Regions from separate parts of the Homo sapiens genome. Here all the other regions are linked to region 3. A link is an interaction called in ENCODE POLR2A ChIA-PET data of the cell type or tissue named here. Cell type or tissue: CD4-positive, alpha-beta T cell. All regions are shown on one strand. Each heading gives the region's core, and the rest is flanking DNA. Links, peaks and the distances in the headings are about the cores only.

Region 1 (11,304 bases), core at 2,395-7,394, 68 kb after region 3:
TACTTTGTATGATTTTTATCTCTTAACATCTACTGAGATTTCATTTGTGGCTTAACATATGGTCTTCCTGAAGAATGTTCCATGTGCACTTGAGAAGCATATGTGTTCTGTTGTTGTTGGATAGAGTGTTCTGGATATGTTAGATCGAGTTGGTAGTTTTTTTTCTTTTTGTTCATTTGATTCACATTAATGAGATTATATTACACACATATACATTGTTGTTTAAAAAAATGTTTACGTGTGTGTTACATGTATGAGCATAACAGGAAGGTAAGGAAAGCTACCTTGGTTACTTATTTTTTAATTATTTTTTAAAGACAGAGTCTCACTTTGTCACCCAGGCTGGAGTGCAGTAGCCATGATCTCGGCTCACTGCAACCTCCACCTCCTGGGTTCATGCAATTCTTATGCCTCAGCCTCCCAAGTAGCTGGGATTACAGGTGTGCACCACTACGTCTGGCTAATTTTTGTATTTTTAGAGAAGGGGTTTTACCATGTTGGCCAGGCTGATGTGGAACTCCTGGCCTCAAGTGATCCACCCGCCACAGCCTCCCAAAGTGGTGGGATTAACAGGTGTGAACAACTATGTCCAGCCTCTTAGTTTTCCTAGGAACATGACTGGACAGGAACAAGGCAGGGGAAGAGATTGACTTCTCTTTTTTTTCTGAGATATTAAACATTTTATTATAAAAAAGGTTTTGTATTAGATGATTTTGCCCAGCTATAGGCCAACATTAAGTGTTCTGAGCACATTTAAGATAGGTTAGGCTAAGCTAGGATGTTCAGTAGGTTTGGTGTATTAAATGCATTTTTAACTTATGGTATTTTCAGTTTACAGTGGGTCTATTGGAACATAGCCCTATTGTCAGTCAAGAAACTTCTGTATTCCAATGTTTATGAATATAATAATGTTTTTTGTACAATGAAAAAGTCATAATGCCCATATACTTCTGAAATTAACACAATAAAAATTCCAGATAACATTTACAGATTTAAAAGTACACACACATTTTAATAGACATGTAAAACCTTTCATATGACTTTCAGGCATATCTACTTGGCCATTGCAGGCAATAACATATTAAGAGAGACTATCATTCCACTGGTTTGGTGAGAGTACCTGTAAACATGTACCAATAAAAATTATGTAATAATTAAAAATTATGTAAGCACCAAACATTAACTCCAAAAACATGACACCAAATACCTGAAAAAAAAGTTAAGTGATCCCAAACACTGCCATGAATGAAGCAACTTTCTCAGGACCCTTAAAATTAACTTATTTCCCATCATAACAAACCAATTCCCTCATTTTACAAATGAAAATAATGTTCAAAGAGCAAGACCAGTGACTAACACGACTTCTGATACAATACCAAGTTATGACTTCGCATCCACTGAATATACAGGATTAACGCAAATTAGTAGTGACTGCTTTAAGACAACATTTGAACTCTTTGGAAGTGGGTGTTAATTATTTAATTAATTAAATAAAAATTTAGATGTGGCGGAAAAGCTTGGATGACTTACTTTCACACCACCATTATCTTGAATGGGCTATTCAAATACTCTAATGGAAGGAAAAGATTACTCACTTTTTTTTTAGGTCTTTAGTGATTATTACTAGGCTCAGTAGAAACCAGAAGACAATTATTCTCTTAAATATTGAAAAGAGGCAGTAATATAGATAAAGCACATTATTTTCTGAGACTATCCGATGATAGAAACAAAGTTGGCTGAATTCCTTAGGTATTAGAATAAAACACACTAGAATAAACATAAGCTTGATCATTGAGACCTCATGGCAGATCACTTTAAATGAGGTCAAAGAGTATTATTATAAAAAGACAATATATTTCTAATGTTTTGTTTACACACACCACAAACCAGGAAGTTAAACACAAAATAATGTACACTCACTTTCATTATCCTCTATTAGTTTTCACATGGCTTTAACAGTGAAAGAATTTCTAAACTACATTCTCAAATGCAGTAGACTTAAAAAGCCATAAAGTGCTAAACAGAAAAAGATACAACAAAATACGAAACAACTTTGCTTATAATATACAGGGTGGATATTATAAAGAACATTTGGAAATTACTACCCACTTCAGCTTTCCATCCAAGAACACAACCATAAAAATCAAGGCAAGATGTAATGGACTCCTCTTTGAAGACAAGACACTGCTGGAATAAGAGGAAAACCTTTTCACTTTGTGTGGCGTCATTCTGCTTACAGAAACAGTCTTTCAGGAACCTGCATTTACAATATAGCAATCACATGTATACTAAAGGTAAAAAAAAAAAAAAAAAAAAAAAAGACCAAACCCTCAGAAGAGATTAACTTCTTTTCAGAAGTATGCTGCAGGCTGAAGTAAGGATGAAGGTGGCATGTGATGACTATCCCAATCATGGCCTTTGGACCTGCTGAGCAGTGGGAACTATAATTTGTTCAACTTATCCACTTACATGGAATCCTTGCAGAAATTGTGGCTGATCACTGTTGAAGGAGGTTCTGTGATAGACTAGACTTATGAGATGCATGAATAGCTCAGAGTCACTGGACACCTCTTGTGCAACATTCAATGTCTTCCCAGCCTCACCTCTTATTTTGGTCATAGCTGTGGTCAGTTGTTCATGCAAGCTTTGACAGGTTTTGTACAGGGATAAACAGATAATGCTTCCTGTCTGGTTGTGCTACTGATCACTTGTTTTCCACCCTGGGGCGTATCTGACTCTTTGAAAGGTGTAGAAACTTGGTAGGAACCCACCTAATGGTCATGCATGTGCAACTGGGAATTTGGATGGAATAAATACCCAGGAGGCTACTCTTGATCAGTGAGGAGTAGTAGCCAGTGTATAAATGCTTTACCTCTTTGCCATTAGGTGGATAATTCTGAGACATGTTTTAAAATGCTTCTCAAAAAATACTAGTTAGAAAAAAAGAAAAAGGCTCCCAGTGGCAAACATGTCCCCTCTTCCTAGCATTCCCCATGGCATTCACTCCTTCTCTGGAATCACTTTCCAAAAGGCACTGCTTACACAGAAGTCCTTTCCTTGGGCTCTAACTTGGGGAAACCTAGGTTAAAAAAAAAAGTTTGTTAAAAAAAACAGGAGCTAGCTTGAAGGGACATTCTGTCTAACGATGGGATAATTTGAAAACCCAACATATGCCAACAATTTATAAAAACATTGAATATATATAAAAACATTGAATATATAAAAATCATTATAGTTCAAAAGAGAAAGATAAAACTAGACAGTTTTGGAGATTGCCAAGGCACCAAATTATTTGTTAAAAAATTATTAATTGAAAGGAAATAAGCATTTATCTTACCTTTTTGGTATGAACGGTGTATCAGGAAAATTAAATAGTCTTAGAGAACGAGGGAGAGTTTTTATTTATAGGATAATTCTAGCTAATGAATGTAAATGATAGAATTAGAAAATCATTTGGCAATTCCTAATAAAACAATTAATACAGGCAATGATTATTAAATCTAACAAAAGATGTGCAAGACGTCTACACTGAAATCTGTAAAAAAATATTGAGAGAACTTAAGACCTACGTAAAGAAGGCATATATTATGTTCATGTCTTGAAAGACTCACTGTAGTAATAATGTTAATCCTTTCCAAATTGATCCATAGAGCTGATGCAAATTCAATCAATCCTTGGTGTGTGTGTGTTAAACAATACACTGATGTCAAAAAACAAATACAGAAATGCACTTACATGTTTATCACAGCCTGTGAAAGCAGCCAGGAGGGAAGCTGTACCCTGCAAAGCCGCACGGGTGGAGCTGCCCAAGGCACTGGGAGCCCACCTCTTGCATCAGTACACCCTGGATGTGAAACATGGAGCCAAAGGTGATCATTTTGGAGCTTGAAGATTTGACTGCCTTGCTGGATTTCGGACTTGCATGGGGCCTGTAGCCCCTTCATTTTGACCAATTTCTCCAAATTTCTCCCATTTGGAATGGATGTATTTACCCAATGCCTGTACCCCTATTGTATTTAGGAAGTAACTAACTTGCTTTTGATTTTACAGGTTTATAGGTGGAAGGGACTTGCCTTATCTCAGATGAGATTTTGGACTGTGGACTTTCAAGTTAATGCTGCAATGATTTTGTAAAGACTCTGGGGGATCGTTGGGAAAGCGTGATTGGTTTTGAAATGTGAGAGCATTGTATTTGGGAGGGGTCAGGGACAGAATGATATGATTTGGCTGTGTCCCCAGCCAAATCTCATTTTGAATTGTAGCTCCCATACTTCCCACATGTTATGGGAGGGACCCAGTGGGAGTTAATTGAACCATGAGGGCGGGTTTTTCCCTATGATGTTCTTATGATAGTGAATAAGTCTCACAAGATCTGATGGTTTTAGAAAGGGGAGTTCCCCTGTACCTGCTCTCCTTTCCACCATGATTATGAGGCCTCCCCAGCTATGTGGAACTGTGAGTCCATTAAGCCTCTTTCCTTTATAAATTCTCAGGTATGTCTTTATTAGCAGCTTGAGAACAGATTAATACACCAAGTGAGTATCTTCCCTCTCCATTTGGGTTGTTTCTTCCCTCCATGTAAAAGCTCAGCACTGCCCAACATATTTAAACAGTTCCTTTATGAGACACGTTAATTTTCTTCTGCTGGAAGGCATACTGTGGGGACAGCCTATTAAGCCTCAAACCTCTTTTTCTAATTTCTGCCTGGGAAAAATTTGGAGTCAGAGGCCTTACCTAATATTTCATATCCTACAGTGCCACCTATTGGGATGGGATTTTTTTTTTTTCTCCATGGGGGCCCTATCGGCCCTTCATCCAAAACCTCTAGTTCCCCAATTCATCTGCCTCCTATGTCTATTAGGGACCAGGCTCCATGCCCCATCTGTAAACAGCAAAGCTCCACCTTTAACAGTTGAGAGGACAGCTATTCAATTCATATGTTCTTTTGAGACATCTGTTCTACATTCCACCTCCATTGGCATTTAAACAAAAAGGGGATTTTATGTTTGTAAGTCAATTGGTCCCACTCTCTGGGATTTCAATGTTTTGCTAGGGGCATAGCAAGGGAAGCCAGAGATAGTATTGAAACACTTCCTCCTTTAAAGGGTCTCACCCAAATACAACCTCTCCTGGACACCTAGGGTACCCTGGGAGCCTTATGGGCCAAGTGGTTCTAGGAAACCAGCAGGGCAAAGGGTTGGGGCCTAGTGCAGGTCACCATGACTAATCCTGCTGACTAGCTCCTCTATATCCATGGATGAAGGTCATGCTTGCATCCATGGGGCAGTGGCTATGATGGTCACTGGGACCCAGATGATGGGAGAAAATGGGTGAAGGGGGATGCCCTTTTGGCCTTCCCTTCCACGCTGGGTCGCCTCTTCCCTTTTTTCTAGATGGGTAACATCCCATCTTCAAGCCTTCGCTCCCCTCAAGTGTAACCTGGATCTCCTTTAACCCTCAGGCCCTGAAGTTTGCTCTGGGCAAGCCTCAACTTCACTCACAGAAGCCTTCCAGGATTTAACCCAAGTATTTAAACTGTCCTGGAAGAATGTACCAGGGAAAGAGAATCCAATGAGGAAAGTAGCAGTGCCCTTGGAGGATCCTAAATAGGACTATGATGATAGCATCTGAAAATGGAGAAGGAAACCCTTTCAAATGTGTATATTGGAGGGCTTGAAAGGGCTAAAGCCATACCTATTAACTATTCCAAGCTTTCCATGATAGATCAAAAACTAGATGAAAATCCCTCAACCATTTTTTTTTCTTTTGAGATGGAGTCTTCCTCTGTCACCCAGGCTGGAGTGCAATGGTGTGATCTTGGCTCACTGCAACTTCTGCCTCCTGAGTTCAAGTGATTATCCTGCCTCAGCCTTCTAAGTAGCTGAGATTACAGGCACTTGACACCATGCCTGGCTAATTTTTGTATTTTTAGCAGAGGTGGGGTTTCACCATGCTGGCCAGGATGGTCTCGAACTCCTGACCTCAAGTGATCCATCTGCCTCAGCCTCCCAAAGTGTTGGGATTTCAGACATGAGCCACCGCGCCTGGCCTCAATCTTTTTATTTCAATGAAGAGCAGGTTTATTACTCAGGCAGCTCCTGATATTGAAAGGAAGTTGCTGAAACAGGCCCTGTCCAAGATCTTTCTAATTTTTTCTCACCCTCAAGTTGAAACTTTACAGTATGTAAATGACACTCTCCTCTGTGTCCCAACTGAGGAAGTCTCAGGAAGGCACTGAGGCTCTCCTCAATTTCTTAGCTAAAAAGGGGATACAGGGTCTCAAAATCTAAAACTCAGTTCTGTCAGACTTCAGTAAAGTATCTAGGCTTAGTCTTATCAAAAGAGACGAGAGCACCAGGTGAGGAAAGGATTAAGCCCATTTCCTTTAACAGTTGAGGGGATTTTTAGGCATTGCAGGGTTTTGCAGACTGTGGGTACCTGGGTATGGTGAAATAGCTCGCTCTTTATACCACCTCATGAAAGAAACGCACTGAAACTTGCTCCCTAACTTGGGAACCCAAAACTCAAAAGCCTTTAACCAGCCTTGATTTCAGCCACAAGCCTTGCTTCAAGCATCTGCCCTCAATCTTCCCATAGGGAAAGCATTCAGTGCCTATGTGTTAGAAAGGAATGAAATGGCCCTGGGAGTTTTAACTAAGGCTCAAGGTCAGCTAAACAGCCAGTGGGTTACTTAAGTGAGGAACTTAACTTGGTGGCTAAAGGATGGCCAGCTTGCCTTTGAGCAGTTGCAGCAGTGGCTTTGCTGGTGCCGGAGGCCACCAGGTTAACCATGGGGAATAACTTAACTGTTTGCACCCCACACAGTATAGCAGAACTGCTGTCCTCTAAGGGAGTCTCTGGCTAACAGACAATCGCCCCTCAAATATCAAGCTTTGCTGCTAGAGGGATCTACAGTTAAGAACCTTTACTTGCCTGAACCCAGCCACTTTCGCCCAGAAGAAACTGGAGAACCTGAACATGATTGTGAATGGGTAGTGGTGCAAACTGGTAAAAGGAATAATAAGGATCACTGTTTATATTCTCTGTAAAGTTTTAATTAATAAAAAGCATTTTCTTAAAGAATGCTCAGCTTAATTAAAAGTGGATATCCAAGTTATAGGTATATTAAAAGGCCATTTTTTCCCCTCATATCTTGTTTTTTCTGGAAAAGGTTTTTTCTCAGTTGACTGCATTACTTTACTGTGTTTCAACACTCCTGGCACATGCATGAAAGGCCCTAAGATGAGTTCTGGTGGCATAGAACTCCTTGGGAGAACAGAAAAGGCACCACAGATCCCATTTTGGGAGAAATCTCTGTTTTCATCATGGAACCCCTGGAATTAAAGGTGAATAAATCCCTCTCAAAATCTGTTTTTGTCTTACAGTCATGCCTGTCTGTTAGGTTGCAGAAACTACATGCTTTCCTGGCCCTATTCTTTTTTTGTTTTTTTTTTACATTTTCTTTTTTATTATACTTTAAGTTCTAGGGTACATGTGCACAACGTGCAGGTTTGTTACATATGTATACATGTGCCATGTTGGTGTGCTGCACCCATTAACTCGTCATTTACATTAGGTATATCTCCTAATGCTATCCCTCCCGCCTCCCCACGACAGGCCCTGGTGTGTGATGTTCCCCTTCCTGTGTCCAAGTGTTCTCATTGTTCAGTTCCCACCTATGAGTGAGAACATGTGGTGTTTGGTTTTCTGTCTTTGCGATAGTTTGCTCAGAATGATGCTTTCCAGCTTCATCCATGTCTCTGCAAAGGACATGAAGTCATCCTTTTTTATGGCTGCATAGTATTCCATGGTGTATATGTGCCACATTTTCTAAATTCAGTCTATCATTGATGGACATTTGGGTTGGTTCCAAGTCTTTGCTGTTGTGAATAATGTCACAGTAAACATACGTGTGCATGTGTCTTTATAGCAGCATGATTTATAATCCTTTGGGTATATACCCGGTAATGTGATGGCTGGGTCAAATGGCATTTCTAGTTCTAGATCATTGAGGAATCACCACACTGTCTTCCACAATGGTTGAACTAGTTTGTAGTCCCACCAACAGTGTAAAAGTGTTCCTATTTCTCTACATCCTCTCCAGCACCTGTTGTTTCCTGACTTTTTAATGATCACCATTCTAACTGGTGTGAGATGGTATCTCATTGTGCTTTTGATTTGCATTTCTCTGATTGCTGGCCCTATTCTTAAAGGGCTCCACCCTGAGCTGCTGGATCTTTTTCTGTCTGTCTGCATAGTCATATGTGTGATGTGTATGATGTCTATAAAAAGAGCTCTAATTAACTTAAAAAAGGATAAGCACTTGGATAAAATATTTTTAAAGGAAAAGTAAGAGCTGTAATGACTCATTTTACATAACTTTAATCTTTAAAAAAAAGAACAGACTTAGGGATTGTTGGTAAAATACAAATGTCTTCAAGGTGTAAAGACGTAGTCTAGATTATGTAGGTCAAATGCTAGGTTTGCTAAATGTTTTAAGGTTGTGAACTGTTTCTGTGGCCTTTAAAAACTGTCAACTTGCTTGCTTCACAATTTGTAAGGCCCGGGAACATATGGAAGTAACTATGCCCCTAACTATGTTGGAAGGAGTCAAACAATCTGCACCTTGCACATAATTGAAACAACTTACCAGGTTTTACATTCAGGTTAAAAATTGCTAAGCATTACCATTATGACATGTAATTGAAACTACTGAGAATATATTTACATGTAAGGTGTGTAAAAACAGTAAAATGTGTTTTTAGTAAAAGATTATAAGAAGGCATGGAAGTGTACATTTTGCCTAGGGATAAAGAACTGTCTTAAATTAGGTTTAAGCAAATTGGGGAAAAATTGTAAAAACGATTTTTCTGTAAATTGAGCACTGAAGTAAAAGTACAACAAGGTTTTTTAAGACACTAATCTGTTCTTTAGCAAAATATGTAAATGGTTATAAAAGGTTTGTGAAAATGTCATCTCCTGGTCAAACTGGTTAAGGTTGGATAGAATCATCTATAAGGTTTCATTAAAAATTGGGGTTAGGCCAGGCGCGGTGGCTCACTTTGGGAGGCCAAGGCGGGTAGCTCATCTGAGGTCAGGAGTTCGAGACCAGCCTGGCCAACATGATGAAATCCCGTCTCTACTAAAAATACAAAAGTTAGCCGGGCGTGATGCCTTGTGCCTGTAGTCCCAGCTACTTGGGAGGCTGAGGCAAGAGAATTGCTTGAACCCAGGAGGTGGCGGTTGCAGTGAGACAAGATCGTGCCATTGCACTCCAACCTGGGCAACAGAGCAAGACTCCATCTCAAAAAAAATAAAAATAAAAATGAAAATTGGAGTTAACATCAATAGTAGACTAATGCAAGGGTAAAATTGAACTTTCTCTCTTGAACAGGATTTTCATGTAATAGTAAAAGCTGATGAATGTTTTTTGCTTTTTCAAAACTTTGACCCATCATTTTGGCAAAACAAATAACTTACGATAATCTAAAATTCTGTTTCATAATATTAAGTGCTTTGAAACTCTAACATATTTAACAGGCTTCCCCAAATCAAACTTCAGCCTCAAGGTTTTCTTTCCTGACCCCTAGCTTTTTGGTGCTACAGAGGGCCCCTGGAGCACCCAGAAGAGAGGTAAAGAACATTATTTGACATGTTTAGGTACATGGAATTGCCAAAACGAAGTCTAATCTTCTTCAAGTTATATGTTAGGAATAATACTAACACACATTCAGAGCCAATCTGAAAGGCCTAAGTAAAAATAATTATTCTTGCTGTACTTTATGCAAAAAATCAAACCAGGTATAAGACTAAAGTTTATTTTGCAAACAACTCAGTCCTATCACAATCTGTTTTTAATAAAAATAAGGACTGAAGGGACAGAAATTGTTTCAAAACTTATCACACAGCTGTCATTAATTTCTAGTCTCATTAGTTGTTTTTAAGTTCTTGCCTATATTTTAAACAAACCTTGCTTATTCCTGTAAACCAATCAGCGATCTCAAGCTGCAGCTCAGAGGAGACAGAAAGGGATGGGCAATGTAAAAATCTGGAACAATATTCCAGTTCTGGGCAATTATACTACAAACCTGCCAGGTAATAAGAATAAATAGAGTACCCGTAACCCAGAGGTTTCCTTTTTGGGAAAGTGCGACCAAGAAAGGTAACCAAAGCCAAGTTCAAGCACCCAAATCTTAACAGGCATAACTGTAGCCACCAGTTATCAGAGCATGACAGCAGCCTCGGGATTTTTTAAAGCTGTCCTTATCCACCTTGTCTTGTTTTAATACACGTCCTCTAATAACTCAAATTGTTTCTTTTTGCCTAGAGGCTATCAAGCTCCAAATGGTAATGCAAATGGAACCATGCATAAATGTATCTTTCTTCTGGGGACCCTTAAACCAGCCCTGGGAAAATCCTAGCTGCTGTTACCCACACAATGCCCCTCTCCAGTGGGAAGTAGCTAGAAAAATCAACACCCGGTCTCCCTAGCAGCAGTTAAGGGTTCCACTCCTCAAGGTGGGGATGAGGGAGAAGGAATGGAAAAATTAGTTGGGTAAACAACTAACAGACTAGTCCTTGGAGAAGCTGCCTGTCTGAAAAATTGTGACGCTGCCTGCCTGAAAAATCACAGCTACAGGCAAAAATAGAGCAGCCTGGAAAAAATTCAGACTGCAGGTGTACAGATAAGCCACAGATAAACAGGTAAGGCAGGCACAGTCCAGCACAGAGGCTGTTTTTGTTCTTTGTATGATTAGCGAGCTCCCAGGAAAAAGTTTCTCCCCTTTTCAGACATGTACATGGTGGGCTCCAAGGGAACTTGCCCAGGGGGGAAGGGGGCTTACTTAAACCCACACTTACACAAACAAAAAGCTGTACTTTGTGCTTACCTACAGACATACCCACAACTGTATAGATAAGGGGAGTTATGCAGACAGTTTTATAGATAAGTTACTCAAACGGTTACGGAGATGAGAGCAGTTTCTTATAAAAGCTTTTGAATTCAACTGTAACCTGGCCACCATCCGGGACCCCTCTCCTCTGTGGAGAGCTTTCTTCTTTTGCTTATTAAATTTTTGCTCCAACCTCACCCTTTGTGTCCATGCTCTTTAATTTTCTTGGTTGTGAGACCACGAGCTCAGATAATACCTTAGACAAAGAGAACAGTGACCCTGACCTGTTTCAGGAGGGTGGATGTGCACCCCATTACCCTGGCTCCCACCAGTAGCAGCCCATGAACTGTGTCCCATGCTTCCCAGGCAAGATCGTGTCAGCCAGCAGGCCGACTGCATGCCAAGCACCTGA
Region 2 (11,304 bases), core at 3,881-8,880, 49 kb after region 3:
TGAGTTGATGTCTGTATAAGGTAAGAGATGAGGATCCAGTTTCATTCTTCTGTATGTGGCTAGACAGTTATCCCAGCACCATTTGTTGAATAGGGTGCCCCTTCCCTATTTGTGTTTTTGCTTTCTTTGTTGAAGATGAGTTGGTTGTAAGTATTTGGCTTTATTTCTGGGTTCTGTATTCTGTTCCATTGGTCTATGTGCCTATTTTTATATTGGTACCATGCTGTTTTGGTACTGGTATAAATCTTGTAGGATAGTTTGAAGTCAGTTAATGCGATGCCTCCAGATGTTTTTTTTTTTTTTTTTTTTTTTTTTTTTGCTTAGTCTTGCTTTGGTTATGAGGGGTCCTTTTTGGTTCCATATGAATTTTAGATTTTTTTTTCTAGTTCTGTGAAGAATGATGATGGTACTTTGATAGGAGTTGCACTGAATGTGTAGATTGCTTTTGACAGCTTTCACAATATTGAATCTACCCATGAGCATGGGATGTGTTTCCATTTGTTTGTGTCATCAGTGATTTCTTTCAGCAGTGTTTTGTAGTTTTCCTTGTAGAGGTCTTTCACCTGCTTGGTTTTATATATATATATATGTGTGTGTGTCATAGATAGTTTTTATTACCTTGAGGTATGTCCCTTCCATGCCAATTTTTCTGAGGGTTTTAATCATAAAGCAATGCTGAAATAACATATTATATATTATAAAATAAAACATTATAATATATAATATATATAATACATATAGCAGCTGTTGTAAAAGGGATCGAGTTCTTGATTTGTGTCTCATCTTGGTCACTGTTGGTATTTAGTGGTGTTACTGACCTGTGAACATTGATTTTTGTATCCTGAAACTTTACTGAATTCATTTATCCAATCTAGGAGCCTTTTGGATGAATCTTCAGAGTTTTCTAGGTATACAATCTTATCATCAGTGAACTGCAATAGTTTGACTTCCTCTTTACTGATTTGGATGCCCTTTATTTCTTTCTCATGTCTGATTGCTCTGGCTAGGACTTCCAGTACTATGTTGAATAGAAGTGGTGAAAGTGAGCATCCTTGGCTTGTTCCAGTTCTCAGGGGGAATGCTTTCAACTTTTCCCTGTTCAGTATAATGTTGGCTGTCGGTTGGTCACAGATAGCTTTTATTACCTTGAGGTATGTCCCTTCCATGCCAATTTTTCTGAGGGTTTTAATCATATAGCAATGCTGAATTTTGTCAAATGCTTTTTCTGCGTTGATTGGGATAATATGAGTTTTGTTTTTAATTCTGTTTACTGGATATATTACATTTATTGACTTGTATATCCCTGCATTCCTGGTATGAAACCCACTTGACTATTGCTGTATTATCTTTAAAAAAATTTTTTTTATAAGTTATTGGGGTGCTGGTGGTATTTGGTTACATGAGTAAGTTATTTAGTGGTGATTTGTGAGATTTTGGTGCACTCATCACCTGAGCAGTATACAAGGCACCATATTTGTAGTCTTTTATCCCTTGACTGCCTCCTATTTTTCTCCCCAAACCCCCAAAGTCCATGGTATCATTCTGTGCCTTCGCATCCTCATAGCTAACTCCCACATATCAGTGAGAACATAAGATGTTTGGTTTTCCATTCCTGAGTTACTTCACTTAGAATTATAATCTCCAGTCTCATCCAGGTCACTGCAAATGCTGTTAATTCATTCGTTTTCGTGGCTGTGTAGTATTCCATCACACACACACACACACACACACACATATACTCACACACATATATATATATACACACACACACATATGTATATATACACGTATATATGTATATATATGTATACGTGTATATGTGTGTGTGTGTGTGTGTATATATATATATATATATATATACACACACCACAGTTTTTTTAATCCACTCGTTGATAGCATTTGAGTTGGTTCCACAATTTTGCAATTGTAAATTGTGCTGCTATAAACATGCATGTGCAAGTATCTTTTTCAAATAATGACTTCTTTTCCTCTGGGTAGATACCTAGTACTGGGATTGCGAGATCAAATGATAATTCTTTTAGTTCTTTAAGGAATTTCCACACTGTTTTCCATAGTGGTTGTACTAGTATACATTCCCACCAGCAGTGTGGAAGTGTTACTGGTTCACTGCATCCACACCAACGTCTACTGTTTTTTTGATTATGGCCATTCTTGCAGGAGTGAGGTGGTATCTCATTGTGGTTTTGATTTGCGTTTCCCTAATCATTAGTGGTGGTGAGCATTTTTTAATGTGTTTGTTGGACATTTGTATATCTTCTTTTGAGAATTGTCTGTTCATGTCCTTAGTCCACTTTTTGATGGGATTGTTTGTTTGTTTGTTTTTTGAGACAGTCTCTCGCTCTTGTTGCCCAGGCTGGAGTGCAATGGTGAGATCTCAGCTCACTGCAACCTCTGCCTCCCAGGTTTAAGCGATTCTCCTGCCTCAGCCTCCCAAGTAGCTGGGATTACAGGCACCTGCCACCACGCCTGGCTAATTTTGTGTTTTTAGTAGATACAGGGTTTCACCATGTTGGTCAGGCTAGTCTGGAACTCCTGACCTCAGGTGATCTGCCCACCTCAGCCTCCCAAAGTGTTGGGATTACAGGTGTGAGCCACCACACCCGGCTGTTTTTTTCTTACTGATTTGAGTTTGTTGTAGATTCTGGATGTTAGCCCTTTGTCAGATGTATAGGTTGTGAAGATTTTGTACCACTCTGTGGGTTTTTTTACTCTGCTGACTGTTCCTTTTGCTGTGCACAAGCTCTTTAGTTTAATTAGCTCCCAGCTATTTATCTTTGTTTTTATTGCATTTGCTTTCCGGTTCTTGGTCATGAAATCCTTGCCTAAGCCAATGTCTATAAGGGTTTTTCCAATGTTATCTTCTATAATTTTTATAGTTTCAAGTCTTAAAGTCCATGATCCATCTTGAGTGATTTTTGTTTAAGGTGAGAGATGAGGATCCAGTTTAATTCTCCTATATGTGGCTTGCCAATTATCCCAGCATCATTTGTTGAATAGAGTATCCTTTTCCTACTTTTGTGTTTTTGCTTGCTTTGTCAAAGATCAGTTGGCCCTAAGTATTTTGGTTTATTCCTGGGTTTTCTATTCTGTTCATTTGGTCTAGTGCCTATTTTTATGCCAGTACCATGCTGTTTTGGGGACTATGGCCTTATAGTATAGTTTGAAATCAGGTAGTGTGATGCCTCCAGATTTGTTCTTTTTGCTTAGTCTTGCTTTGGTTATGTGGGCTCTCTTGGTTCCATATGAATTTTAGAATTTTTTTCTAGTTCTGTGAAGAATGATGGTGGTATTTTGATGGGGATTACACTGAATTTGTAATTACTTTTGGTAGTGTGGTCATTTTCACAATATTGATCCTACCCATTCATGAGCATGGGATGTGTTTCCATTTGTTGGTGTCATCTATGATTTTTTTCAGCAGTGTTTTGTAGTTTTCCTTGTAGAGGTTTTTTGAATCCTTTGTTAGGTATATTCCTAAGGTTTTTTTTTTTTGCAGTTGGAAAAGGGGTTGAGTTCTTGATTTGATTCTCTGCTTGGTCACTGTTGGTGTATAGAAGAGCTACTGATTTATGTACATTAATCTTGTATCCAAAAACAAGATTCTTTTGGCTGAATTCTTTTGTCAGTTCTAGGAGCTTTCTGGAGGAGTCTTTAGGGTTTTCAAGGCAAACAGTGACAGTTTGACTTCCTCTTTACTGATTTGGCTACCCTTTATTTCATTCTCTCGTCTGATTGCTCTGGCTAGACTTCCAGTACTATGTTGAAGAGGAGTGGTGAGAGTGGGCATCCTTGTCTTATTCCTGTTCTCAGAGCGAATGCTTTCAACTTTTCCCTTTTCAGTATTATATTGGCTGTGGGTTTGTCATAGATGGCTTTTATTACTTTGAGGTATGTTCCTTGTATGCTGATGTTGCTGAGAGTTTTAGACACAAAGGGGTGCTAGATTTTGTTGAATCATTTTTTTCTGCATCTATTGAGATGATTGTGTGATTTTTGTTTTTAATTCTGTTTATGTGGTGTATCACATTTATTGATGTGTATATGTTAAATGGTCCCTGCATCCTTGGTATGAAACCCACTTGATTATTATGGATTATCTTTTTGATATGTTGTTGGATTCAGTTAGCTAGTATTTTGTTAAGGATTTTAGCATCTATGTTCATCAGGGATATTGATCTGTACTTTTCTTTTTTGGTTGTGTCATTTCCTGGTTTTGGCATTAGGGTAAGGCTGGCTTCACAGAATGAATTAGGGAGGGTTCCTTTTTTCTCTGTCTTGTGGAAGTGTGTCAGAAGGATTGCTACCAATTATTTGAATATCTGGTAGAATTCTGCTGTGAATCCGCCTGGTCCTGGACTTTTTTTCTTGATAATTTTAAAATTACCATTTTAATCTCACTGCGTGTTTTGTTCTGTTCAGGGTATCTAATTCTTCCTGATTTAAGCTAGGAGAGTTGTATTTTTCCAGGAATTTATCCATTTCTTCTAGGTTTTCTAGTACATGTGTGTAGAGGTGTTGATAGTAGCCTTGAATGATCTTTTGTATTTCAGTGGTTGTTGTATTTCAGTTGTAGTATATCCTGTTTTGTTTCTTAGTGAGGTTATTTGGATTTTCTTTCTTCTTTTCTTGGTTAATCTTGCTAATAGTCTATCAATTTTATTTATCTTTTCAACAAACCAGCTTCTTGTTTCATTTATCTTTTGTATTTTTTTGTTGAAATTTCATTTAGTGCTGCTGTGATCTTGGTTATTTCTTTTTTCTGCTGGGTTTCAGTTTGGTTTGTTCTTGTTTCACTAGTTCCTTGAGGTGTGACCTTAGATTGTCTGTTTGTGCTCTTTCAGACTTTTTGATATAGGCGTTTAGGGCTATGAACTTTCCTCTTAGCACCACCTTAGCTGTATCCTAGAGGTTTTGATAGGTTGTGTCATTATTGTCATTCAGTTCAAAGAATTTTTTAGTTTCCATCTTGATTTTGTTTTTGACCCAGTTCTCATTCAGGAGCAGGTTATGTAATTTCCATGTATTTGCTTGGTTTTGAATGTTCCTTTTGGAGTTGATTTCCAGTTTTATTCCACTGTGGTCTGAGAGAGTGCTTGATATAATTTCAATTTCTTAAATTTATTGAGGCTTGTTTTATGGCCTGTCACATGGTTTGGTTTGGAGAAAGTTCCATGTGTTGAACAGAATGTGTATTCTGCGGTTGTTGGATGAAATGTTCTGTGTATATCTGTTAAGTCCATTTGTTCCAAGGTATAGTTTAAATCCATTGTTTCTTTGTTGATTTTTCTGTCTTGATGACCTGTTTAGTACTGTCAGTGGAGTATTGGAGACCTCCACTATTACTGTGTTGCTATCTCATTTCTTAGGTCTAGTAGTAATTGTTTTATAAATTTGGGAGCTCCAGTGTTAGGTGCATATATGTTTAAGATTGTGATATTTTTCTGTTGGACAAGACCTTTTACCATTACATAATGTCCTTCTTAACTGCTGTTGCTTTAAAGTTTGTTTTGCTTGTTTTTGGTGTCCATTTACTTTGCACAAAATGCCTTTTCCCACCCCTTTACTTTGTTTATATGAGTCCTTATGTTTAACCTTTAGGTGAGTCTCCTGAAGGCAGCAGAAGGTTGGTGAGTTCCTATCCATTCCGTGGTTCTGTATTTTTTAAGTGGAGTACATAGGCCATTTACATTCAATGTTAGTATTGAAATGTGAGGTACCATTGCATTCATCATGCTCTTTGTTGCTTCAGTACTTTGTTTTTGCTTTTTAGCTTGTATTTTTGTTTTTTTAGGTCCTGCGTGATTTATGCTTTAAAGAGGTTCTGTTTTGATGTGTTTCCAGGATTTGTTTTGAGGTTTAGAGCTTCTTTTAGCAGTTCATATAGTGGTGGTTTGGTAATGGCGAATTCTCTCAACATTTGTCTGAAAATGACTATATCTTTTCTTCATATATGATGATTAGTTTTGCTGGCTACAAAATTCTTGGCAATCGTTTTGTTTGAGGAGGCCGAAGATAGGGTCCCAATCCCTTCTAGCTTGTAGGGTTTCTTCTGAGAAATCTGCTGTTAATCTGATAGGTTTTCCTTAATAGGTAACCTGGTGCATCTGTCTCACAGCTCTTAAGATTCTTTCCTTTGTCTTAACTTTGGATAACCTGATGAAAATATGCCTAGATAAAGATGTTTTTGCGATGAATTTCCCTGGTGTTTTTTGTGCTTCTTGTATTTGCACGTCTAGGTCTTTAGCAAGGCTGGGGAAGTTTTCCTTGATTATTCCCGTAAATAAGCTTTCCAAGCTTTTAGAATTGTCTTCTTCCTCAGGAGCACTGGTTATTCTTAGGTTTGGTTGTTTAACATAATCTCATACTTCTTGGAGGCTTTGTTCATATTTTCTTACTCTTTCTTCTTTGACTTTGATGGATTGGGTTAATTCAAAGACCTTGTCTTTGAGTTCTGAATTTCTTTCTTCTACTTGTTCAATTCTATTGCTGAAACTTTCCAGAGCATTTCACATTTCTAAAAGTGTGTCCAAAATTTCCTGAATTTTTGACTGTTTTTTTCTTTATTTCCTTGAATATTTCTCCCTTCACTTCTTGTATCATATTTTGGATATCCTTGTACTGGGATTTGCCTTTCTCTGGTCCCTCTCTGATTAGCTTAATAACTAACTTCCTGAGTTCTTTTTCAGGTAAATCAGGGATTTCTTCTTGGTTTGGATCCATTACTGGTGAACTACTGTGATATTTGGGGGGTGTCAAAGCACCTTGTTTTGTCATATTACCAGGGTTGGTTTTCTGGTTCCTTCTCATTTGGGTAGGCTCTGTCAGAGGGAAGGTCTAGGGCTGAAGGCTGTTGTTCAGATTTTTTTGTCCCATGGGGTGTTCTCTTGATGTAGTGCTCACCCCCTTTTCCTGTGGATGTGACTTCCTGTGAGCCAAACTGCAGTAATTGTTGTTTCTCTTCTGAGTCTAGCCACCCAGCGAGTCTGCCCAGTTCCAAGCTGGTACTGGGTGTTGTCTGCACACAGTCCTGTGATGTGAACTGTCTATAGGTCTCTCAGCTGCAGATACCAGCGCCTGTTGCAGTGGAGGTGGTGGAGGATGCAATGGACTCCGTTAGGGTCCTTAGTTTTGATGGTTTAATGCTCTATTTTTGTGCTGGTTGGCCTCCTGCCAGGAGGTGGCATTTTCCAGAAAGCATCAGCTGTAGTAGTGTGGAGAGGGACTGGTGGTGGGTGGGACCCTAGAAGTCCCAAGATTAAATTCTCTTTGTCTTCTGCTACTAGGGTGGATTGGGAAGGACTATCAGGTGGAGGCGAGGCTTGGTGTGATGAGCTGAGACTCTCCTTGGGCGGGTCTTGCTGTGGCTGCTGTGGGGGATGGGAGTGAGATTCCCAGGTCATTGGAGCTGTGTACCTAGGAGGATTATGGCTGCCTCTGCTGAGTCATGCAGGTTGTCAGGGAAGTGGGGGAAAGCCAGCAGTCACAGGTCTCACCCAGCTCCCATATAAACCGAAGGGCCACTCTCATTCCTACTGTGCCTCCCACAACAGCCCTGAGTCTGTTTCCAGGCAGAGGGCGGGATGGACTTGAAAACTTACTGGAGGCTTTGTGCCTCCCAGCTGTGAAAGAAAATGGCTTTAGTTCTTCCCCTTGCCTGTGAAGTCTGTGCACCAGATTCATGCCCTCCCACAAGTTCTGGCTAGGAGGCTTCTCACCCCTTTCAAATTGTTACAAAGTTCAGCTAGAGATTTCCTTCTCCTTGTGGAGTTTAACCGCCTGCTCCTCTGGCCACCCTCCCGATGGATTCCTGTGGTGTCAGGCAGGAATGGGCTGCTTGGGGACCTAGTGAGCTCCCAGCGCCTTTCTGGTGCTTCCTGTACCCCTGTATTTCGCTCAGCTCTCTAACTTGACTCAGCTCCAGGTAAAGTTGGAAACTTCTCTTGCAAACAGACCTTCATCTTCTCTAGTGGGGGTGTGTGTTTGGGAAAGGAGAATCTCCCTTCTCACTTATGCAGTTGGGGCACTCACAGTATTTAGGGTGTCTCCTGGCTCCCACAGGAGCAGTCTGCTTCCTTCAGAGGGTCTTTGGGTCTTCTAAGGATTGCTGTTTTTTTCTTGCAGTCAATCTGGGCTAAAATTCACAATGCAAGCCTCTGCATGCTGCCTTGTTTGGAGCTGCAATCTAGTCCTGCCCCCCATCTGCCATGATCCCAAAATCCCCCTGTATTATCTTTTTGATAATGCTGTTGGATTCGGTTAGCTACTATTTTGTTGAGGATTTTTGCATCTATGTTCATCAGAGATATTGGTCTATAGTTTTCTTTTCTTTCTTTTTTGTTTGTTTGTTATATCCTTAACTGGTTTTGGAATTAGGGTGATACTGACTTCATAGAATGATTTAGGGAGTATTCCCTCTTTCTCTATCTTTTGGAATATTTTCAGTAAGATTGATACCAATTCTGCTTTGAATGTCTGATAGAATTCAACTGTGAATCCATCTGATCCTGGACTTTTTTCATTGGCAATTTTTTTTTTTTTTTCCGAGATGGAGTCTTGCTCTGTCACCCAGGCTGGAGTGCTGTTGAGAGGTGAAGCTGTCTGGGCTCCTGGGTCGGGTGGGGCCTTGGAGAACTTTTCTGTCTAGCTAAAGGTTTGTAAATGCACCAATCAGCGCTCTGTGTCTAGCTAAATGTTTGTAAACGCACCAATCAGCACTCTGTAAAAACAGACTGATCAGCACTCTGTAAAATGGACCAATCAGCACTCTGTAAAATGGACCAATCAGCAGGAAGTGAGTGGGGCCAAATAAGGGAATAAAAGCTGGCCACCCAAGCCAGCAGCGGCAACCCGCTCAGGTCCCCTTCTATGCTGTGGAAGCTTTGTTCTTTCGCTCTTCACAATAAATCTTGCTGCTGCTCACTCTTTGGGGCCACACTACCTTTATGAGCTGTAACACTCACTGCGAAGGTCTGTGCTTCACTCCTGAAGTCAGCAAGACCATGAACCCACCGGGAGGAACAAGTAACTCCGGATGCACCACCTTTATGAGCTGTAACACTCACTACGAAGGTCTGCAGCTTCACTCCTGAAGTCAGTGAGACCATGAACCCACCAGGAGGAACAAAAAACTCCAGTCGCACCACCTTTAAGAGCTGTAACACTCATCGCGAAGGTCTGCAGCTTCACTCCTGAAGTTGGCAAGACCGCAAACCCACTGGAAGGAAGAAACTCCAGACACATCTGAAGATCTGAAGGAACAAACTCCGGACACACCATCTTTAAGAACTGTAGCACTCACCATGAGGGTCCGCGCCTTCATTCTTGACGTCAGTGAGACCAAGAACCCAGCGGAAAGAACCAATTCTGGACACAGTGTGGCATGATCTTGGCTCACTGTGACATCTGCCTCCTGGGTTCAAGCAATTCTCCTGCCTCGGCCTCCCAAATACTTGGGATTATAGGTGCGTGCCACCACACCCAGCTATTTTTTTTGTATTTTTAGTAGAGACTGTGTTTCACCATGTTGGCCAGGCTGGTCTTGAACTCTTGACCTAGTGATCCACCCACCTCGGCCTCCCAGAGTGTTGGGATTACTGTGAGCCACCACACCTGACTTTGTTGGCAATTTTTTTTTTTTTTTTGAGACGGAGTTTCGCTCTTGTTGCCTAGGCTGGAGTGCGATGGTGTGACCTTGGCTCACTGCAATGTCTGCCTCCTGAGTTCAAGGGATTCTCCTGCCGCAGCCTACTGAGTAACTGGGATTACAGGTGCTTGCCACCATACCAGGCTAATTTTTTGTATTTTTAGTAGAGATGGGGTTTCACCATTTTGGTCAGGCTGGTCTCGAACTCCTGACCTCAGGTGATCCACCTGCCTCGGCCTCCCAAAGTGCTGAGATTACAGTTGTGAGCCACCATGCCTGTATGGCAATTTTAAAATTAGTGTTTCAATCTTGCTACTTGTAATTGGCCTGTTCAGAGTTCTATTTCTTCCTGATTTAACCTAGGAGGGTGGTATATTTCCAGGAGTTTATCCATCTCCACTAGATTTTCTAGTTTGTGTGTGTAAAGGTGTTCATAGTAGCCTTAAATGGTCTTTCATATTTCTGTGGTATCAGTTGTAATATCTCTCATTTTATTTCTAATTGAGCTTGTTTGGATTTTTTCTCTCTTATTTTCTTGGTTAATCTTGCTCATGTTCTAGCAGTTTTGTTTCTCTTTTCAAAGAACCAGCTTTTTGTTCCATTTATTTTTTTTAGTTTAAATTTCATTTAGTTCTCCCATCTTTGTTATTTCTTTTCTTCTGCTGAGTTTTTTTTTGTTTGTTCTTGTTTCTCTAGTTCTTTGAAGTGTGACCTTAGATTGTCTATTTGCATTCTTTCATCCTTTTTGATGTAGGTGTTTAATGCTCTGAACTTTTCTCTTAGCAACACTTTTGCTGTATCCCAGAGGTTTTGAAAAGTTGTGTCACTATTATTCAGCTCAAATAATTTTTAAATTTCCATCTTGATTTTACTGTTGACCCAAAGATAATTCAAGAGCAGATTATTTAATTTACATGTATTTTTTATACTTTTGAGGGTTCTTTTTGGAGTTTTCAGTTTTATTCCACTGTGGTCTGAGAGGATACTTGATATAATTTTGATTTTTAAAAACTTACTGAGACTTGTTTTGTGACCTATTATATGGTCTATCTTGGAGAATGTTCCATGTGCTGAAGAAAAGAATGTATATTCTGCAGTTGTTGGATAGAATGTTCTGTAAATATCTGTTAAACTATACCTTGGTGCAAATGGACTTAAGTCCATTGTTTCTTTGTTGACTTTTGGTCTTGACGACCTGTCTAGTGTTGTCAGTGGAGTACTGAAGTCCCCCACTATTATTGTGTTGCTGTCTGTCTTGTTTTTTAGGTCTAGTAGTAATTGTTTTATAAATTTGGGAGCTCCAGTGTTAGATGCATATATAGTTAGGATTGTGGTATTTTCCTGTTGGACAAGGCCTTTTATCATTATATAATGTCCTTCTTTGTCTTTTTAAACTGTTGTTACTTTAAAGTCTGTTTTGTCTGATACAAGAATAGCTACTCCTGCTCCCTTTTGGATTCCATTGATGTAAAACGTCTTTTTCCATCCCTTTACCTTAAGTTTATGTGAGTTTTTATGTGTTAGGTGAGTCTCTTGAAGGCAGCAGATAGTTGGTTGGTGTATTTTTATCCATTCTGCCATTCTGTATCTTCTAAGTGGAGCATTTGGGCCATTTACATTCAATGTTAGTATTGAGATGT
Region 3 (5,325 bases), core at 1-5,000:
TCATCTAAACCCCTTTGCATGGCATGTTAATGCTGCATTTTCAGACCCCATATTCTCGTCAGGGATTTCTCTGGGATGCGCTCGGTGGGGGCTTCTCCATCCAGACCAGCGAGGGGCCTGGGTGTGGAAAATCACCTGCCAGAACCAGGTTCCCTGAAGAATGATGAGACTGGTTCGGAAAAGTTCCAGCACAATGTGGTCCCGGAAGATCACCTCTAGGGAGATACTAACACACCCTCCGAACAGAGCATACAGCAGGAGTGAGTGGATGTGCTGGTCCAGCGGAGGCCGGTTGTGGACGTGGTAGTAGAAGAGGAAACCTGCCACAAACCAGATGGCAGCTGTCAGGGCTACGCTTGGCTTTCACCATCACCGAAGTTTCCTCCTACACCTGTCTCAGCTAGGTTCTTCAGCATTTAGGCAGTTAGTACATAACATTACAGGCAGCAAACAGATGCGAGTAAGTGTATTTCATGAGTATGTTAGGAGTATAAAGCAGCAAGGGATTGTATCTTAAAATCTCTATGGAACCCATGGTGGGGTCAGTATAGGATGGGCCGGCTGAAGCATGTTGCTGATTTGTAACAGACTGTGTGTGTATACTTGAAATTCAGTTTTGCCCTCAACCTTTTTCGACTCTTGCTGAGGTACAGAAGTGAGGTTGTTAGATGACAAAATGTATTTTCATACCCCAGTCAGTGTGAGTCATACTGGCAGCGCTCCCCTGGCAGTGGAGTGGGTCTCCTGAGGCTTGTGATGGAGGCAAGACGGTACCTCCCTGGGCAAAAGGTAGAGTGTGGTTTCGCTTAACCAAAGGGGTGTATCCCCTGCATGGTGGCATTCAACCAGCTGGGGCATTGTGTGTACCCGCATGTGTATGTGCGCACATACGTCCACACCGAGGAATATGCACGTGTGTGAGCAGGGGCTGCTGGCGGCAGTGGGAAGGCGAGGAGGACTCCTGCAGTGTTAGCCGGGGCTTTGGTAGCTGCCTTCAAGCCTCAAAGCTTTCATGAGCTACTTTAGGGAATATGTCACCTGGCCCATCCAGAGTAGAGCACTAGGTCCTATTCAGGTTTTGGCAGTCCAGAGATGTGGATTTTCTGGGGGAGGTTATTATATTTGCAACATTTCTGATATTTTGTACTCTGATCCTTCATAAATATGACTTGTCAGGCTCTCCTTCCTCTCCATCCGTTCCACAAAATTACCTTCCATGAATACTGCCACAGCCATAACCAGTCTGTCCACCCCCAAGGGAACGTGGCTGACCAGATAGGTGAGCATGTCAACAATTCCTGAGACTGCAAAGAATAGGTACATGGTGCTGTGCTGCCAATTCATTAACTTTATCCAGTGGTTCTCATGGTAGAGGTGCAGGTGGGGCCCATCCGGAACAAACTGCTCTGCCAGGATCCCTGCAGGGAAATGAGGATGGATGTTTTAGAGGGAAGAGTAGCTCTAAGACAAATAGGAGCAAGGAATAACCCAAAGGCATGAGCGAAGCGGAGATGGGGTGAGGTGAGGGTGGCCCGCGGGTCAGCAGAGCTACTTTGCTGCCTCAGGTGCAGCTGCTTCAGTATAAAGTAGGGTGTGTGCTGAGTCACCTGTGTAGACATCTTGCCATTGTTGTTCCTTTTAGGGGTTTGGGGTTGAGGGTAGAAGAATCAATGAACACAACCACACACACATAGATCCCCAGGAGGTTTGTCCAGGAGCAGAGATGAGCAAGACATCATCACTTAAGTCGGAGTGTGGCTGATAGAATAATCTCTGGGCTTCCCTGCCAAGTGAGCAGTGAAAGAAATCCCAGACAGAAACAATTAGGCTGAAAGCAGAATCTGAGCAGAGACACACTGGTAATGAAGATACCTGTACGTGCCAAGGGAGGGAAGCGGCTCCCAGGTGCGTGTCTGCAGGGCTGATTTTGAGTGCGTGTCCTTCCTGGGCACAGAGCCAGCTCTGCAAGCCCTGCGCCCCTCCCAGCTGTGTGTTTTAAAACACCGGGTAAACAAGGCAGAGGCCCCAGGATGTGGGCCAGAAAATGACGAAACTGCGACACAGGATAGCTCTTAGTTCTTATCCCTTCTACTTTTATCAGCTAATTTGGAAGGCAAAAGATTTGTCTTTATGCCTGGTACCCAAAGTGTTCTTGGGGAAGCCTAGAAGAAATCCTCCATGATGACATTTTGGACTCCGTTTCCCAGATACTTGTTTCTCAAGCCAGACCCTTTTTGAATTCCCACACACAGAGTCAGGAAGTTGTGGAAATGACCCAGGAAAAGTCCCAGTGACACTAGAATGGAAGCCCTGTGACAGCAGCGGCTGTGTGGTTCCCCAGTGTATCTCCTATGCCTGGAACAGTGACTTCCTGGCTTGTGGTAGGAGTGCCAGAGAGCTGTTGAATGAGTACCATTTTCACCCAGTCAAGGGGCCAAATATTGTAATTGTCCTAGCTTTATTTAGGCAAGGTTGATGCTGTCCTGATCCTTTAAGCCACAGGTCCCTGTCACTTCTCACGGGAGGCCTCTCTGATGCCTGAATGGTGAGTGGGGACATTCAGCAGGATGAGACCAACAAAGCCCTGTGAAGCTTTGCTTCCTCCAAGAGAAGCGATGTTGCTTCACTCTCTCCAAGAAGCCATAGGCCACTGATGACAAGTGGTAATTGTCAGTTGCAGATTAAGACCCCTCATTCCCCCCAGGTGGGGCTGGTCCTGAGGAAGAACACTTGTTACTGTCATCACTGCTTGTTCCTGGAGGGCCGCAGTGGAGCGGAGTGGATGCGAAGGAAACAGTGGGAGTGGGTGGATCTTGTTGGAATGGGGCAGAGTGAAGGAAAATTCCTCTTCAACAGCCCTCTGCTGCTTTTTCTCTCCCACTGGCTAATTTACGAATCTACATAAACTCTCTATAAGCGCTTGAGACTTGAGGATGAAGATAAGCCAGTGGGTTGGGTGTTAACTACTGTAAGGATCTGGAGGGAGAGACAATTGAGGAAAAAAGGTGATTTTTCTACTTTGTCACAACTAAGGTACGTGAGCCTAATCTATTTTGTTTTTTTCTCTTTTTATTTGTGTCATATCTTTTTCATACAGTGGGTGTTTTGCTCCTACAACTTTCCATACCTGTGTCCTTGTTGATTTGAGTTTTTCACAGTGTCCCATGATGTGAGAGCTGTCAACCGTTAGTATTATAAAGCTCTGTACACAATGGATGTTACGATAAAATAGTCTAGTGGCCATCAGGAAATTGTTGCCCTATTATCTCTGCCAGTGGGAACATCTATTTCACAGGGCTCAGAAAATGAATTAAAGGTTCTGGGTATGATGAGGAGATTCCCTAGACCAAATGACCCCTGCTCTTACCAGTGACGGAAAACAAAGTCCTAATTGCGGCTTCGACGATCTCGAGACGCTGATAGTAATGTAGTGGGCTGTTCTTCCGCGTGTGGCTAAAGTACTTCAGCGGGTACTTCACTGACCAACACAGCCCAATGATCAGGAAGAAACTCCCTGGAAGCGCGTGGCCCTTGAAATTTGCCATCAGGACACCTAAAAAATTAGGGGAAGGCTGTTAGGTGGCTAATGAAGCAAGCAAACAAATGTATATTTTGGCAGGAAACACAATACGTGCCTGAGATTGCAAATCATAAGCCACGTTAAGAAGGATCAACACATTCTCATAAAACAAGCCTTATGTTACGTCACTGAAGTCTCATCTGTAAAGTGAGTTGCATAACCAACTGGACTCCACTGTCTGTAATGCTTTAAACATGTGGGTAAAATAAAAGGATGAGGGTGGGGAAAGAGGAGGATAGGTAATATTTATTGATCTCAGATAGAGAAAACTTCCAAGCCATAAACATAAAGGGGGGAACTAGAAAAGAAAAACGTTCAGCTATATAAGCATCTTTTAATATCAAGAACATCAAAAGGTAAACAACAAATCAGAAACATGCTTGTAGCAGTTGGCTATTACATTAGAGTCTTTACAAATTGATAAGAAAAAGACCGTAGAAGAATAGGCAGAAGACATGAACGGATGATTCACAAAATAATACAAACAAATTATAAATCTCCCGGAAATTAGAGATGGGCAAACGAAAGCACAACATCATTTTTCACCCAACTGGAAAATAATTTTATAAAGTTTTGGTGTGGTGGTCTAGTACAAATGAACCTGGTCAATATGATTCACAGTTTGTAAAAATCAGCATAACGATGTAAACATCACCTTATTCCAAAAATTTTCAGGCATGATTTGCTGTTATCCCATTTGCAGTAGCATGAAACTATAGCTAGGATTTATTCAGAAGTAGATTGATTATTTTCCCCACTGGCCTGGGTGGTTACCTAAAGAATATGTAGGGTGGGAGAAAAATACCAGTTGTTGGTGATTGCTGTGGTTTGAATGTGTCCCCTCCAAAATCCAGGTGTTGCCAAGGTGATAGCATTAAGAGAAGGGGACTTTTTTTTTTTTTTTGAGGCAGAGTTTCACTCTGTCACCCAGGCTGGAGTGCAGTGGCACGATCTTGGCTCACTACAACCTCTGCCTCCCAGGTTCAAGCGATTCTCCTGCCTCAGCCTCCCGAGTAGCTGGAATTACAGGCACCCGCCACCACGCCTGGCTAATTTTTATATTTTTAGTAGAGACGGGGTTTCACCATGTTGGCCAGGCTTTTCTCGAACTCCTGACCTTAGGTGATCTGCCCACCTCGGCCTCCCAAAGTGCTGGGATTACAGGTGTGAGCCACCACACCCGGCCGAGAAGAGGACTTTTAAGAAGGGACTAGGCCATGAGGGCCCCTCCCTCCTGAACTAGGAGCAGATGCCCTCCCTCATACAGGGGTTGGCTGGAGGGAGCTGGTCCCCTGTTTGTCCTCCTGCATGTGAGGATGCAGCCCTCAGCAGACACCAGATGCTGCTGCCTTGATCTTGGACTTCCCAGCTTTCAGAACAGTGAGAAATAAATTGTTGTTCTTTATAAATTACCCAGTCTGCGTATTGTGTGATATCAGCACAACAGGGACTAAGACAGAAATTGGTACCAGAGGAGTTTATAACATTTATAACCAGGGGTTATAACAAATATGTAAAAATGTGGGGGTGGCTTTGGAACTGGATAATGAATACAAGCTGGAACAGCTTTGAAGTGAGTGCTGAAAAAAGCCTGGATTGCCATGAACGGAGCACTAAGGATGATTCTGGTGAGGGCTCAGAAGAAGAGGAGAGCTGTAGATGTGGGATATGAGCTGTGGGGAAAGCCTCGTTCTTAGAGATTGCCTAAGTGGTCATGAACAGAATGTTGATAGAGATACCGATGG

Evidence for each region. Peaks named below come from ENCODE experiments on the same cell type or tissue, not always from the same donor. Only the 100,000 strongest peaks of a DNase experiment are listed, where the experiment ranks them.
Region 1: POLR2A ChIA-PET joins it to region 3 with 10 read pairs; 5 of 35 experiments call an interaction of 5 or more read pairs at or near these places.
Region 2: POLR2A ChIA-PET joins it to region 3 with 36 read pairs; 14 of 35 experiments call an interaction of 5 or more read pairs at or near these places.

Annotation. Positions count from the first base shown.
Region 1 is chr11:129,779,048-129,790,351 of GRCh38, reverse strand. All of the region lies in intron 1 of LOC124902793 (a long non-coding RNA gene), which reads left to right. Among named protein-coding and RNA genes, the nearest start is that of TMEM45B, 31 kb to the left of the region's middle. In CD4-positive, alpha-beta T cell, for the core only: a CTCF peak has its summit at 4,780 (motif pointing left); a DNase peak (open chromatin) is centred at 4,761.
Region 2 is chr11:129,799,915-129,811,218 of GRCh38, reverse strand. The region is part of intron 1 of LOC124902793 (a long non-coding RNA gene); the gene reads left to right. Among named protein-coding and RNA genes, the nearest start is that of TMEM45B, 10 kb to the left of the region's middle. RefSeq lists an enhancer at 7,221-7,721. In CD4-positive, alpha-beta T cell, for the core only: no CTCF peak of the experiment used is centred there; a DNase peak (open chromatin) is centred at 6,998.
Region 3 is chr11:129,850,703-129,856,027 of GRCh38, reverse strand. It overlaps TMEM45B (transmembrane protein 45B), which reads right to left. Exons shown (of 6, transcript NM_138788.5): 2 at 3,368-3,553; 3 at 1,212-1,418; 4 at 136-320. The coding sequence starts at 3,545. Among named protein-coding and RNA genes, the nearest start is that of TMEM45B, 38 kb to the right of the region's middle. In CD4-positive, alpha-beta T cell, for the core only: no CTCF peak of the experiment used is centred there; a DNase peak (open chromatin) is centred at 1,967; H3K4me3 peaks cover 469 bases; H3K27ac peaks cover 1,157 bases.